Linked DNA regions of Homo sapiens: region 2 is linked to region 1. Evidence: chromatin contacts called from ENCODE Hi-C or POLR2A ChIA-PET data. All regions are on one chromosome and are shown on one strand. The core of a region is the stretch at or near the end of the contact, and the rest is flanking DNA. Distances in the headings are between cores, read along the strand shown.

Region 1 (6,436 bases), core at 2,138-4,637:
GTAAGATGTGCCTTTGCTCCTCCTTTGCCTTCTGCCATAATTTTGAGGCCTCCCCAGCCAGGTGAAACGACTGAGTTCAGTAAATCTCTTTTTCTTTATAAATTACCCAGTCTCGGGTATTTCTTCACAGAAGTATGGGAATGGAGTAATATGTTTTATTTCTTCTTTCTCTGATTCTCCTTATTGAGGGTCTAACATTTCCCCCCAGGTCAGAACAGAGAGTTGCAGTGGCCATTTCTCCAAAAAGGAGACTGAATGGGGCCCTTTATGAATATGAACAATGAGGCCTCCCAGGAAGAATTGCTGCACGGGTGGGGGCAACGTAAGAAATGAGGCAGCAGCTCTGGATTTACAGAGGGGCAAAAGCAGACAGATCTGCCTTCAAATCCTGACTTGCTTCTGACATAGCCTCTAACCTGCACCTTTACCCTTTAGAAAACAAGGATCCCTTGAAGGATCGTCATGAAGATTCAAGGAAATATGGCACATGGTAAGCACCCAAGAAATCCTAGTAGTTTGTGATACGATTTGTATTCAGTCACTTGGTCAAGGTGCTTTCTGTGGACTACTAGAAACGGAGCATTAACTTTTGGCCAGGATCTCCATTATCTCCCTGCCTCTCTACCTCTGTGCCTCCTTCCCTCTCTTCCTCCTTCTCTCTCTTCTTTCCTTCCTCCCTTCCCCTCTTTCCTCTCTTTCCTTCTCCCTTTTTCTTTTTGCCTCCCTCCATCTCCCTGTCATCCTCCATCTCCCTCCGTCTCTCCCTCTCTTCCTTCCATCCTTCCCTTCCATTCTGCTTAGTACTAGACAACCCACAGAGTCCCTTGTCCACAATATTAAGCAATAAGCATTAGGTCTCAGTGTTCCTCATGCCACATCTCTCAGATGAATGGGTCAGAGCCCTTCCCAGGTCCTGACCGGTTGTCACTGGTGTGGGTGTGCTCTGATCAGCTTCATCTCCTCTACAACAGCCCACTGCCTTGCCTGTCCTAGGTTCTGACCGCCAGATCAACAACCTAAGACTTCTGTTCCCTTGGAGAAAGACTCACTTAATGGAAAGGCAGCTCCACCAGCAGTACAAATTGAACATCCTCATCCTGAGCCCCAAAGGTCCATACTAGAAAAGGAGGAAGTTTAGCTCACCCTCTTAAATTACCAGGTGATCATTTGCAAACAAAACTCCCTCATAAAACACTTCTTTAAACTCTTTACTTGATCATAAACCCTAACCTAACACACATCAGCCCTGGGATGAAGTAAGCATTAGAATTACCCAAGTTTTATGGAGCAGAGTGAGAGCCAGATGACAGAGTATCAGCCAACAGATTCTAACAGTCACAGAATCAAAAAAGATTTATTGAGAACCTACTATGTGCCAGATTCGTAAGATGCTTCAGTGTATGTGATCTCATTACCTCATCTCATTTTTCTCTACTATGCATCCTGATAAGCCATATCCTACTCAAAACAATACAAATGACCAGTTACATGTTTATCAATAATGACAGCTACTCAGCACAACTGGACAATGCTGGATAGCTGCTGCTTCTGTGAATTTAAAGAAAAATTTTGCTGCGAGGCATGGAAATATCTCCAGTCTATATAAATTAGCAGTTGGACACCCTAGGTTTCAAGGGTTATCCTTTTTAACCAGCCTGGCAATTCATTAAGCATCGGGTAAGAATTTCTTCTATTGCTTTTTACCACGGATGGACAATGCCTACCTATACCTGCAAGGGCACCTCCAACATGCGCAGTGCACCTAAAATAGCCCTGCGTTAAGAAAAATGCCAAGCTCAAGTGTATAATTCCTCAGTGCTGCCTGTTTATTTTCTTTCGCGTTTTCACTCTGGCATGCCAACCCCAAATCTCCTACAGTAACACAGAATTGCAGTGGGATACGGATCTGACATGAAACAAAGACCTGCCCCTGCCTCAGCAAAGGCAAATAAAACAAAAGATCAATGAGCCTCAAAGCCAGTGTGCATAAATGTCACTGCGCCTGCAAAGAGGAGAGATCAGAGGACATTTACAAAATCACAGTCCTCCCACGGTGGTGGGAAAAGGTTACTGTAGTATGTCCTAAGGGGTGAACAGCGTGCCCAAGGGAAACAGTAAGGACAGGGCAAGACCCAGGAAAGCAACAAAAATTTAGATGTTGTCTATGTGGCTGCCCCAGTGCCCGCTGCCTCGTTTCTCAGAGCTAATCAAGGGAAGCGTAACTAGTCCAGGCGGCAGGACGAGTTTACAACAACTGACAGTAACTATAACATACGCCAGTTTGTATTAAGATGTTATTGCACCTTTCCAGTTCTAATCACCAATTATGACTCTATTACTCCTACTTGGCAGTTCATCTGCTCCTGCCTCCGCTAAGGGCGACTTGGAGACGGACCTCTGATCTCCCGGTTCCACTTCAGTGAGCGCTCAGCACGGCGGCTGTCATTTGCAGACACTGAAGAGGTAAGGCATTGCTTTTGCTCAGATAACTGTACCTGACCTTACAACAATTTACTAAGGAAATACCTGCTTAATAGCAGTGTGAGTGCAGTTTCCTTTATGCTGGCAAGTGCGCTGCAAATTAGCGACAACAGGATAAATCTATGGCCGGCTCACTAGACACTTCATTAAATCACTGTTCTCTTGCCTTGTAGTGCGCTAATAGAATCACAGCCCTCGTTAGCTACTGAATAAAAGATCAATCACAGACTTTGAAAGCTCCTGCTACCAGCTTCCAGAGGAAACAAGAAAAAAAAAAAAGAGCGTGAGCAAGAGAGAAAGATATTTAGGATCATCGCTGAGATTCTGAATGGCCTCGCTGCAAGTTGCTTAAATTACCTTTTCCACAACTGACTCCAACTGTAATACTCAGAGGAACTTGTTAAGCCTGCCTTCAAGAGCAGCATTCTAATATATGACTGCTAGACCCTGGTCAAAAGTTCATAATGTGCATATGTAAAAAGGTACTAAATTGCCTGAGGGCTAAAACCAGAGGAGTTTAATTGTAGCAAAATGCTGAAAATGGTCTGTTGAGGGTCCTTCCATTGGGATACTGCTGGCTCTAGCTGATTGAAGTACAGAACATAAAAGTCTTACAACAATATTTCCTTAAATGCTGGGGAAACTGCCAGCAGTTGGTATTGCATGAATGTTGTGGTTAAAGAAAAACATTTTCCTCCCCTAAAATAAATAGAGTATTAAAAACTGCTCCAGCCCATAATTCTAAAGCATGACGGGAAAAGGGAGGGCTCGACGATCATAAATAAGGTATAATTCATAGGGCATGTCCAATCGACTTGCAGTGTATTTTTACATGGGGCACATTGAAGGTATTCAGGCGTGACCTGTGAGGGTTTTTGAGCTGTGCATGTCTGTGATTGTGAAAACAGCTTTGCACTGAAATAACAGCAGCTCCTGGCTGCCTTACCTGTCACTGGGTTAGACATACACACATGGGGATCCTTGCGAAAGGATCTGTTTGACTTGCCTTTATTTCTTTCATAAAACAAGATCAGCAGTCCCACCTATGCACACATTCCACTTGTTTGGCTGGGTTTCTCATGCCCAGAATTCTCTACCATCTATAAATACGCTCTTTCTTTTTTTCCTATTTTTTGTTTGTTTGTTTGTTTGTTTTTTCTCCCTTTCCTTTCTGGCCTTACCGATGAGTTCCTCATTTGGAAAACGGACAGTGCAAGAGCAGCAGACGATGACTCAGAATGCTGGGAGGGGCTGTGTCAAATACAGGATGCCCAGGAGAAGCTAGAATTGGACAGGTGGGCTCTCTGATTTAAAGTAAGTACATGAGAAAGTTAAGGCCACAATTCATGGATAGTGAAATCTGTATCCACAATTCATTTTCATCAAGTCAGAAAGTTATCAAACATGGAATTCTGCACTTTTGTTATGGCATCAAGCTTCCAAAGCAACACAGTAATAGTCATACACTTCAACAACCACCAACACTGTGTCAGATGTCCACTCTTCAAGTATGAAACTTGTGCAGTAGCATGGCTTCTACCTGTGGCAAGAACTTAGTAATCAACATTACTGATACCCCTGTCACTACTGATATCTGGAGGGCCTATTTCTTCAGAATTATTCTCCAGAGAAAACACTTTCAAACTCACACTGAGGTGCAAGTGATGTGTCCTCACGTAACAGAGCAAACTAAAAACTCAACTGAAATAGAGTATTCATTTAGTATTTATGGTCAGGAGGATGGCGTAAAGATCACTCCATCTTGTGGATCCCATCCTTGCTATGCCACGTGGATCGAATGTCATGTTTAAAAAGTGGTCAAGTCTACTCTTTAGTTCTTCAAAAGCAAGGACACAGCAGGTCATTGGACACGTCTGCCACAGGCCACATCAGTTCTCCCTCTTTCAAGCTCCAAGTCTGAGTCATTCAGGCCAGTGTTCTGCAAAACAAACAGGCATCTGTGGAAGAGCTAGTATGGTGTTGGTATCAGTCACATTCAGGGTTGGAGAAATCTGTGCACTGGAAGCTTGAGTATTCAGGGAGGAAAGGAGAGAAAAGGACAAAGAGTAGACTGAAGACAGGTTATTACACTGAAAACAACTAAGGAAAGTATCAGCCAGGCGGGGTACCTATAATCCCAGCACTTTGCAAGGCCGAGGAGAGGTCAGTAGTTTGAGAACAACCTGGCCAACTTGGTGAAACTCCGCCTCTACTAAAAATAGAAAAACTAGCTGGGTGTGGTGGTGCATGCCTGCAAAACCAGCTACTTGGAAGGCTGAGGCACAAGAATCTCTTGAATCCGGGAGGCACAGGTTGCAGTGAGCCCAGATAGTGCCACTGCACTCCAGCCTGGGGAAAAGAGCGAGACTCTTTAGGGTGGGGAAGGGAGGGAAGGGGAGGGGAAGGCATAGTGGAGTCCAGGTACAGTGGCTCATGCCTGTAATCCCAGCACTTTGGGAGGCCGAGGTGGGCGGATTGCTTGAGCCCAGGAGTTCAACACTAGCCTGAACAACATGGTGAAAAACCCAACTCTATAAATAATACAAAAAATTAGCTGGGTGTGCTGGCGTGTGCCTGTAGCCCTAACTACCCGGGAGGCTGAGGTGGGAGGATCACCTGAGCCAGGGTGGTCAAGACTGCAGTGAGCCATGATTGCACCACTGCACTCCAGCAGCCTGGGTGACAGACTAAGACCCTGTCTCAAAAAGAATTAAAATAAAATAAAATCTAGTCTAACAATTTTTCAGTTGCAGCATCAAGTAGGCCTTCAGGCTGAATGTAAATGCAAACATGTCACTGGTATTATTTTTAAATACTTAACTGCATTTAAACCAGAAGACGACTTCCAAGAATATCCATTGGCAAACATCAGCAATCTATAATAATGGCACACGCAAATGCAGAAAGTAGATTTTGCCTCATAAAAAGCCATTGATGCCTGATCGCTTACAATTAAGCCATATACCACAAATATTCATGTGCACAGAGTTTAAGGAAAACATGAAGCAAAGCAAGAATATGCAAAATGGCAGATACCGCATGACCTTGATAGTTAGAAAAGGAAGAAAACGGATACAAGAGGAGGAAAAGCTGCTTCTCTTGATGAAAGATGAAATCACGCTCCACTTGTAGGCCACTCGGAAATATCCAGTTACTTATGCAAGAAAAGGGCATTTATTAAAAATGCTGGGGATACCATGTCCGTTAAAACATAAAATAGGCAAATTTCTTGGAGCCTGGTGAAAAGGGCATTACACCACTCTCTTTCAGTGTGAACTTACGACAGTCTTTCAACCTTTCTGGGTTTGGCTTCTTAATCTCTAAATTAATAGCCTTGGCCTAGATAATCTCTAAGGTTATGGGAAACTGTGGCCACCTGAGAAGGCTAAAGGAAGCTTCATTTAATCTTCACACAGAAGGCCCTTGCGGATCAGTCCTTCCAAAGTCATCTGCTGGCTTCCATTTAGGTACTGTAATCCATTAGTTTACTAATAGAATCCCTCTAGGTTGTAATTAATAGGACCAACTAGCCTGGGACAACTTCAAGTAGTTTTGTGACGGAAGTAAATTAAATGCTGAGGTGACACAGAGAATGAATATTGTTGGAAATGAAAGATTTTTTTTCCCTCCCAGGCCAAATAAGAATATACTAATCATCCCACAGTCTCCTGTCCCCTTTGCCAACCTCTACATGCTAATTCCACCCCCAACACACACAGATAAAAAGTGGCGCCACCTATTAGCAGACACTAGTACTGGTATTTATATATATACTTCTATGTATGTATACACATATAGACATGTATTTTTAAATGTCAGATTATCTTCCCTAATATTAATGCTAAAAAATTAATTTATATTCTTTTTACTTTTATATGCTATAAAATAATTTTAAATGACCACATATGCTGTAAATATAAGAAAATAAATAAATGTTTAAGAAAAACAATGGTAT
Region 2 (5,954 bases), core at 2,666-5,165, 43 kb before region 1:
TCAACTACTTATCAAAAATGAGCAACATCATTGTGCTCTGAATCATTTGCTGTAATTTCTCAGGCAAAACCTGGTTTGAGAAATAAAACCTAAGAATAGGGACTGGGTGTGAGGTCTAGAGAACACTCCGACATCAAGGCCAGGCTGGCCAACCCTGTTCTGCAGAGCAATTAGCTACGTCTTGCAGCTAGATGGCTGTGTTGTTTTTGTTTACAGGTGTCCAATCTTTTAGCTTCCCTGGGCCACAGTGGAGGAAGAATTGTCTTCGGCCACGCATAAACTACACTAACACTAACAATAGCTGATGAGCGTTAAAAAAAAAAAAAAAAAAAAAAAAAAAAAAGGCCGGGCGCAGTGGCTCACGCCTATAATCCCAGCACTTTGGGTGGCTGAGGCAGGAGGATCACCTGAGATCAGGAGTTCAAGACCAGCCCGGCCAACATGGCGAAACCCTGTCTCTACTAAAAAAATACAAAAATTAGCAAAGCTTGGTGGTGGGCACCTGTAATCTCAACTACTAGGGAGATTGAGACACGGAGAATTGCTTGAACCTGGGAGGCAGAGGATGCAGTGAGCTAAGATCATGCCACTACACTCCAGCCTGAGTGACAGAGCAAGACTCCGTCACACACACACACACACACACACACACACACGCACGCAACCAAAAATCAAAAAACACCACAGTCCATGCATAAAAGGTCCGTGCATAAAAATCCTGATGTTCTAAGAAAGTTTACAAATACGTATGGGGCCACATTCAAAGCTGTCCTGGGCCACATGCGACCCGGGGGCCATGGGTTGGACAAGCTTGTCTGAACAGGTGCGAATTCGGAGGATCTTTCACGCCTTATTAATCAAGGCAGGATGCTGAGAATGGCTCTGCGCTCAGCACACGGCACAGTAAGACTGTGTTTCCTCCTCTACCATATTATAATTCAAGCAAATCCTCAACAGGTAAGAACGCATGCCAAGAGGTGCAATGCTGATCTGGCTGGAGACGGGACCAAGGCATTTCTCAAAGAATGTCGAGTATGGGGGTGATATGTGTGTGACACTGATGTTGCATGCCTGCTTACTCAAGGATAAGATGCCTAATAGGACATGCAGTGGGTCTCTCTGCGTGTATTTTCAAAACATAAAAACACAGGCAGCTTTTTATGGACCAACCGGAGTGGAAGTATTCTAAAGTGTTACCCAGAAATGCCAGAGCTGTAAAATGACTGAGATATAAACTAGAATATTCTATCACTTCTCAGCAACATTGTTTGTTTCCTTTTGACTTTTTATTTTTATCCCAAGGGTCAGTTGCTTAAAATAAGCATTGATGTTTCCTAGGCACAATTTACATTTTGAATGTGAAGTCCAATCTATGGTTCTTGGCTGGGGAAAAAAATTCTTATTTACGTTTATATATTACTGCTAATCTTGTCTTTAAATATAGTCAGCACACAGAAATCACTCATGTTCTGTCTCCTCAATAGACTCCTGATTCTTTTCATTTGTTCTCTGTTGGTTGAATGAATAGAAGAACACTATCAAAGTCTATCACTTTATTTGGGATGATGTTGCTCCTGCTAGAAAGATCTTGCTTCTCCTCCAGGGTTTATGACAACAGCACAGGTTAGAAGGGACCCTGAGGTCGTGCACGGTGGCTCACGCCTGTGATCCCAGCACCCTGGGCAGCTGAGGTGGGAGGATCACTTGAGGTCAGGAGTTCAAGACCAATATGGCCAACATGGTGAAATCCCGTCTCTACTAAAAATACAAAAAATTAGCCAGGCGTGGTGGTAGGTGCCTGTAGTTCCAGCTACTTGGGAGGCTGAGGCAGGAGAATCACTTAAACCTGGAGCCAGAGGTTGCAGGGAGCATACAGAGATTGTTCCACTGCACTACAGCCTGGACAACAGAGCAAGACTCTGTACAAAAAAAAAAAAAAAAAAAAAAAAAAAAAAAAACACACAAAAAGGTAGAGATCTTGAGCCTGAAAAGAACTCAAGTATAGCAATGACCAGACCTTGGGTAGGTAATAATTAATCACCACAGAACTTTGAACAGCCTCCACTCCAAAGCTCTTCCCACTTAGGGGATTCTGTGTCCCTGCATCCAGAAAAGGGACAGATATAGAAAGGGAGGATGCGGTCTCACCGGGCCATAAACATGTGAGTGGGCGGAGGCAGTCTTGGAGACTCTGAATATACCTTCCGGGGGTGGAGGGAGTCAAAGGAATGCTCAGGCTCTCTTTCGTTTTTCTTCTCTGTCTTGGGTAAAAATGACGTGTTATAAGCACTCGAGCTCTGCTCTTCATTTTTATAGAGTGGCTAAGTCACTGACCAGATTCGTTTCCGAAGCAAAAGCGATATAGAGTGTCAGCACGCGCCAAAAACACGCTTGGACTCTTGGCCAGGAGAACACAGCCTGTGTGTCCACAGGGAGAACGAAGAGGCCAAGTTATGTTTGGAGGGCTGCCTCCGATTTCTGGTGCAGTCTTTTCACGTCCACAGAAGTCACTACCCAAAAAACTCGAAGCCTGTCCTCCCCTTCTCCAGGCAGCCCCTGCTGGCCAAGCGAGGAGCTCTTGGACGCAGACCAATCCGATACTCAGCAGAAGATCCAGGGGTGCAAGGGTCGGGAAGGGGCTGACGGGGAATGGTGTGTCTTCTTGCCGGATCATTTCTCTCCTCTGGCGTTCAGCCAAGGAAATGCGGTTTGCAGAGCCAACCGGGTCCTTCTCTCTCCAAATCACATTGCTCATGATTAGGGAGAGAAAGGCCGAATCTTCCTCCATGGCCCTGGAGTCCTCTCCACCCACTCTCTCTACAGAATCAGATCATCTGGGTAATTTTTAAAGTGTAGTATGTGGGCCAGCTGGAACTAGTTGCCTCTTCCTGGCCAAATGCTTGGGGTTTCTTCCAGCCTTAAGCCTGCATGCTCCCTGTGCTAGGGAGAGCAGAGAGGCATGGCCAGGACTGGGAATGAGGGTGTTGCTAGCCAGACTTCCCAGCAACTTCCTGAGTTTGGAGCAAGCCAGAAGCGTGATTTTTTGGTGAGGCTGGCTGGCCCCAAGAGGTAGGGCACTGGGCGCTGTAGCCCAGCACTTCTCTAGAGCCCAGCAGAGTCTAGGTATCCAGTGCTTGAACAGTCTCCCTGGGCTGCCCAGGCCAAATCTAGGTACGAAGCGTTAAAAAAGTAAGATGATTTTCAGGGAGAAACAGATTGGCTTTCTCCAGTCTCTTCCATCTCAGAGTGTCCTGAGCCCCACTCAGAGGGCCTGGTGGACCCGAACTTTATTCTAGAAACTAGGCTAGTTAAAGAAGGCATTGTCAAGCCAGAAGCTGCCTCGGAGTCTTGGCAAGTGTATTAACTCAGTATGAAATAATATAAACAGAAAAGAACAATATTCTGTTTTCTCACTCCAGGCATTCTAGAGGCTGACGATTAGAATTCATTTGGGATGGGCCACAGCTTTCAAAAGTAAGTTCTGTGTATTTAAAAGATCTTTAGATTTGAAGTTCTGAAGAGTGGGGGCTGCCTGGTGTGAACGCTCTAAACCCTATTGTGCTTCGGCGGCTCAGAAAAATTCAGGAACAATAATATCCCTTAGAGGAGGAGAAGGAACTGTGTGAAATACACCATTTATCTCCTTTCGTGCACAAAGGCATATACATAAGCATATACAAAAACACATCAATTTATACATTCTTTTCCGGGGAGTCCTGCAACGTTTCCCAGTCATTATTTATATTAATTAATGTGGGTTTGGTTTCGAAACTGCTCAGATTAAGAACTCGAGATATTCTAGAAAGTAAATAATCCAGCTGTTGCCTACCACAGAGAGCCCTGAGCACGGATGCATAAGCTCTGGATTTGGCATGTAAACGGGGAGGCTTCATGCGTCCGTGGCGTGGTTCCAAGCCCCATGACCAGCCTCACTTTTGCAATTGAGAAACTGGAATTAATTCTCCCATCCTCCCCGATGCACAGAGATGTGTTCAGGATAAACCGAGTCATATTTCATAAGTTCTGGGTGCTAAAGGGGAAAGAAAGATAGTATTACGAAGACACTGGCATCACGACGCCCACTTCTGGAATGAGCCAGTCTGTTGAGCATTTACATAACAAAATAGCAATGTACTTTCCATGCCATAGCAACCCTGGAAGAAAACTGCGAGGTGGAAACCCTGGACAATTTGTATGAGGATTCTTGAAAATCTGAGATAGACAAACGCATTCTGAGAGATCAAGCTTGCTTATAAATGTTGGTTCATAACAATGTAATCTACATATGTGAATCTCAGAAAGTACCTTTCTCCTGGGAATTTCTTTCAGAAAAACAATCTTCTTTAGTTTACTGTTTTTAAACCTTTTCCCCCTTCAGGGATACTTTACCCTCTAGACTTGCCAAAGAGCCATTTCCTAATATATCCTAGAGAATACATGATTTCATTTTTCCACAGATGCATTTCTATACACCTGGTATTTCAGTTATTTATTAACCATGCCTAGTTTTGTAGTTTCTAGCTTTGTATCTTTGAAGTCATTAAAACTTAATAGGAGAATTAATCATAAAAGAAATCTATCAAACACAGTTGCCAAGCACTTTTTTCCCCCTGACTGACATCTTTAAGATGTATTTGAATGTTATTTATTTCATCACACCCAGGGAATAAAAAAAACATAACTTGCAGCTTCCAAGTTCAGAGAAAGCATAAAAATGTGATTTACTATTTATTGTACACTTAGTCGCATGCATATTATATATTGCATGTTAATCTTCAACTGGCTAAGTTTAGCAAATTTGACAACACTACTGTTTGCTAGAGAGGAAAAAGAGTCGACATCTGTTCTCTTCCAGATATGAATCCTTCTTGGAAGGAATCAGAAATACTCGCAGGCCTTCTAGTTTCTGGGTAAACTGATAGAACACAGGCTCTTTAACTGGACAGTCAAACCACAATGCCCCCTGGTGGTGAAATCATGCATATACACATGTAAGTGTTTGCACCTTGTGAATATTTTTAAGAAGAAATCTTATTTCTAATGGTGTGGAAATGTTCTTTCAGTTTTAAAAATGCAAAGACAAAGATCATGGCACATCAATTATGCTTTTAGAGAGAAAATAAAGAATCGCTTTGCTGTGAGTAAAATTAAAGATGCATTTAGTTTATCAAAATCACCTTGATCAAAAAAAAATTTTTTTTTTTTACAATAAGGAATTATATTTAAATTCCACACTGAAGATCTGGAGTATGGGGGGGATATAGGAATTTCAGCATATGTATTATCTGAACTAAATTTACAAAAGTGGAACAGTTGGAAGGTACTTATAGGTAGACCTGAGGGTCTGTTACCTTATTTTCAGTTCAGTGAAAATGAAATGAGAGCAGATTCCAGATTTTACCAGCGGATGGAAGACTCCATCTTCCCATCATGCTCTCAGCATGCACCTCTGATAAGCAGCTTAAAGGGAATTTCCTGGGGTCAGACATAAATAGAGATTCTCAGGTTCTCTTAATCCAGACACACATCGCTTGCGAGTTAGGCCTCATAAATCTCAAAAACAGTCAGCAACATATGAAAGGCAATGTTGTTAGAAGGCTCAAATACATTAAATGGGAACGTCTGAAACATGGACTCATTAATCATACAAACACTGCCGAGGCTGTGTAGTAATCAAAGATCGCAGCACCTTCCTTTCTTAGACAGCATCTCATTTCGCTCCTTGCTATCGCTGGAAGCAGGGAGGCCCAGAATAGAAAACGCCATTGCCTTCCTTCTTCACCTAAGGAGGAGCTCAGCCATTAACAGTTACGAGTCATACTGTAAGTAGAGCATGAAAAAAATCACCAACGTATCCCAGCCCCCTTTTCGAGATCTGCTGGCCTTGGCAATGATGACTTTTTTCTGATGCACAACATTTTAAGACACTTGCCCAGTGTCATAGACATCACTGC

The links. A loop is a pair of places that touch in the nucleus more often than their neighbours do. ChIA-PET counts read pairs that join two places held with the same protein, here RNA polymerase II (POLR2A). Pooled maps may share reads with other maps.
Region 2: a map of HepG2 shows a loop between it and region 1 (9-fold over the local background). The contact joins two enhancer-like sites. A Hi-C loop is called at or near these places in 1 of 168 maps with a recorded cell type or tissue (HepG2) and 1 of 50 pooled maps. POLR2A ChIA-PET finds 5 or more read pairs at or near these places in 4 of 52 experiments (HepG2, OCI-LY7, activated CD4-positive, alpha-beta T cell and 1 more).

What each region holds. Positions count from the first base shown.
Region 1 is chr16:78,458,567-78,465,002 of GRCh38, reverse strand. The region is part of intron 8 of WWOX (WW domain containing oxidoreductase); the gene reads right to left. LOC124903728 (a long non-coding RNA gene) reads left to right here. Exons shown (of 3, transcript XR_007065127.1): 1 at 1-2,260; 2 at 2,353-2,463; 3 at 2,655-3,207. Among named protein-coding and RNA genes, the nearest start is that of WWOX-AS2, 38 kb to the left of the region's middle. Within about 2 kb of position 3,387, at least 2 of the 41 ENCODE cell types and tissues checked have a DNase peak (open chromatin) inside an H3K27ac peak, as active enhancers do.
Region 2 is chr16:78,502,700-78,508,653 of GRCh38, reverse strand. All of the region lies in intron 8 of WWOX (WW domain containing oxidoreductase), which reads right to left. Among named protein-coding and RNA genes, the nearest start is that of WWOX-AS2, 5.6 kb to the right of the region's middle. Within about 2 kb of position 3,915, at least 17 of the 41 ENCODE cell types and tissues checked have a DNase peak (open chromatin) inside an H3K27ac peak, as active enhancers do.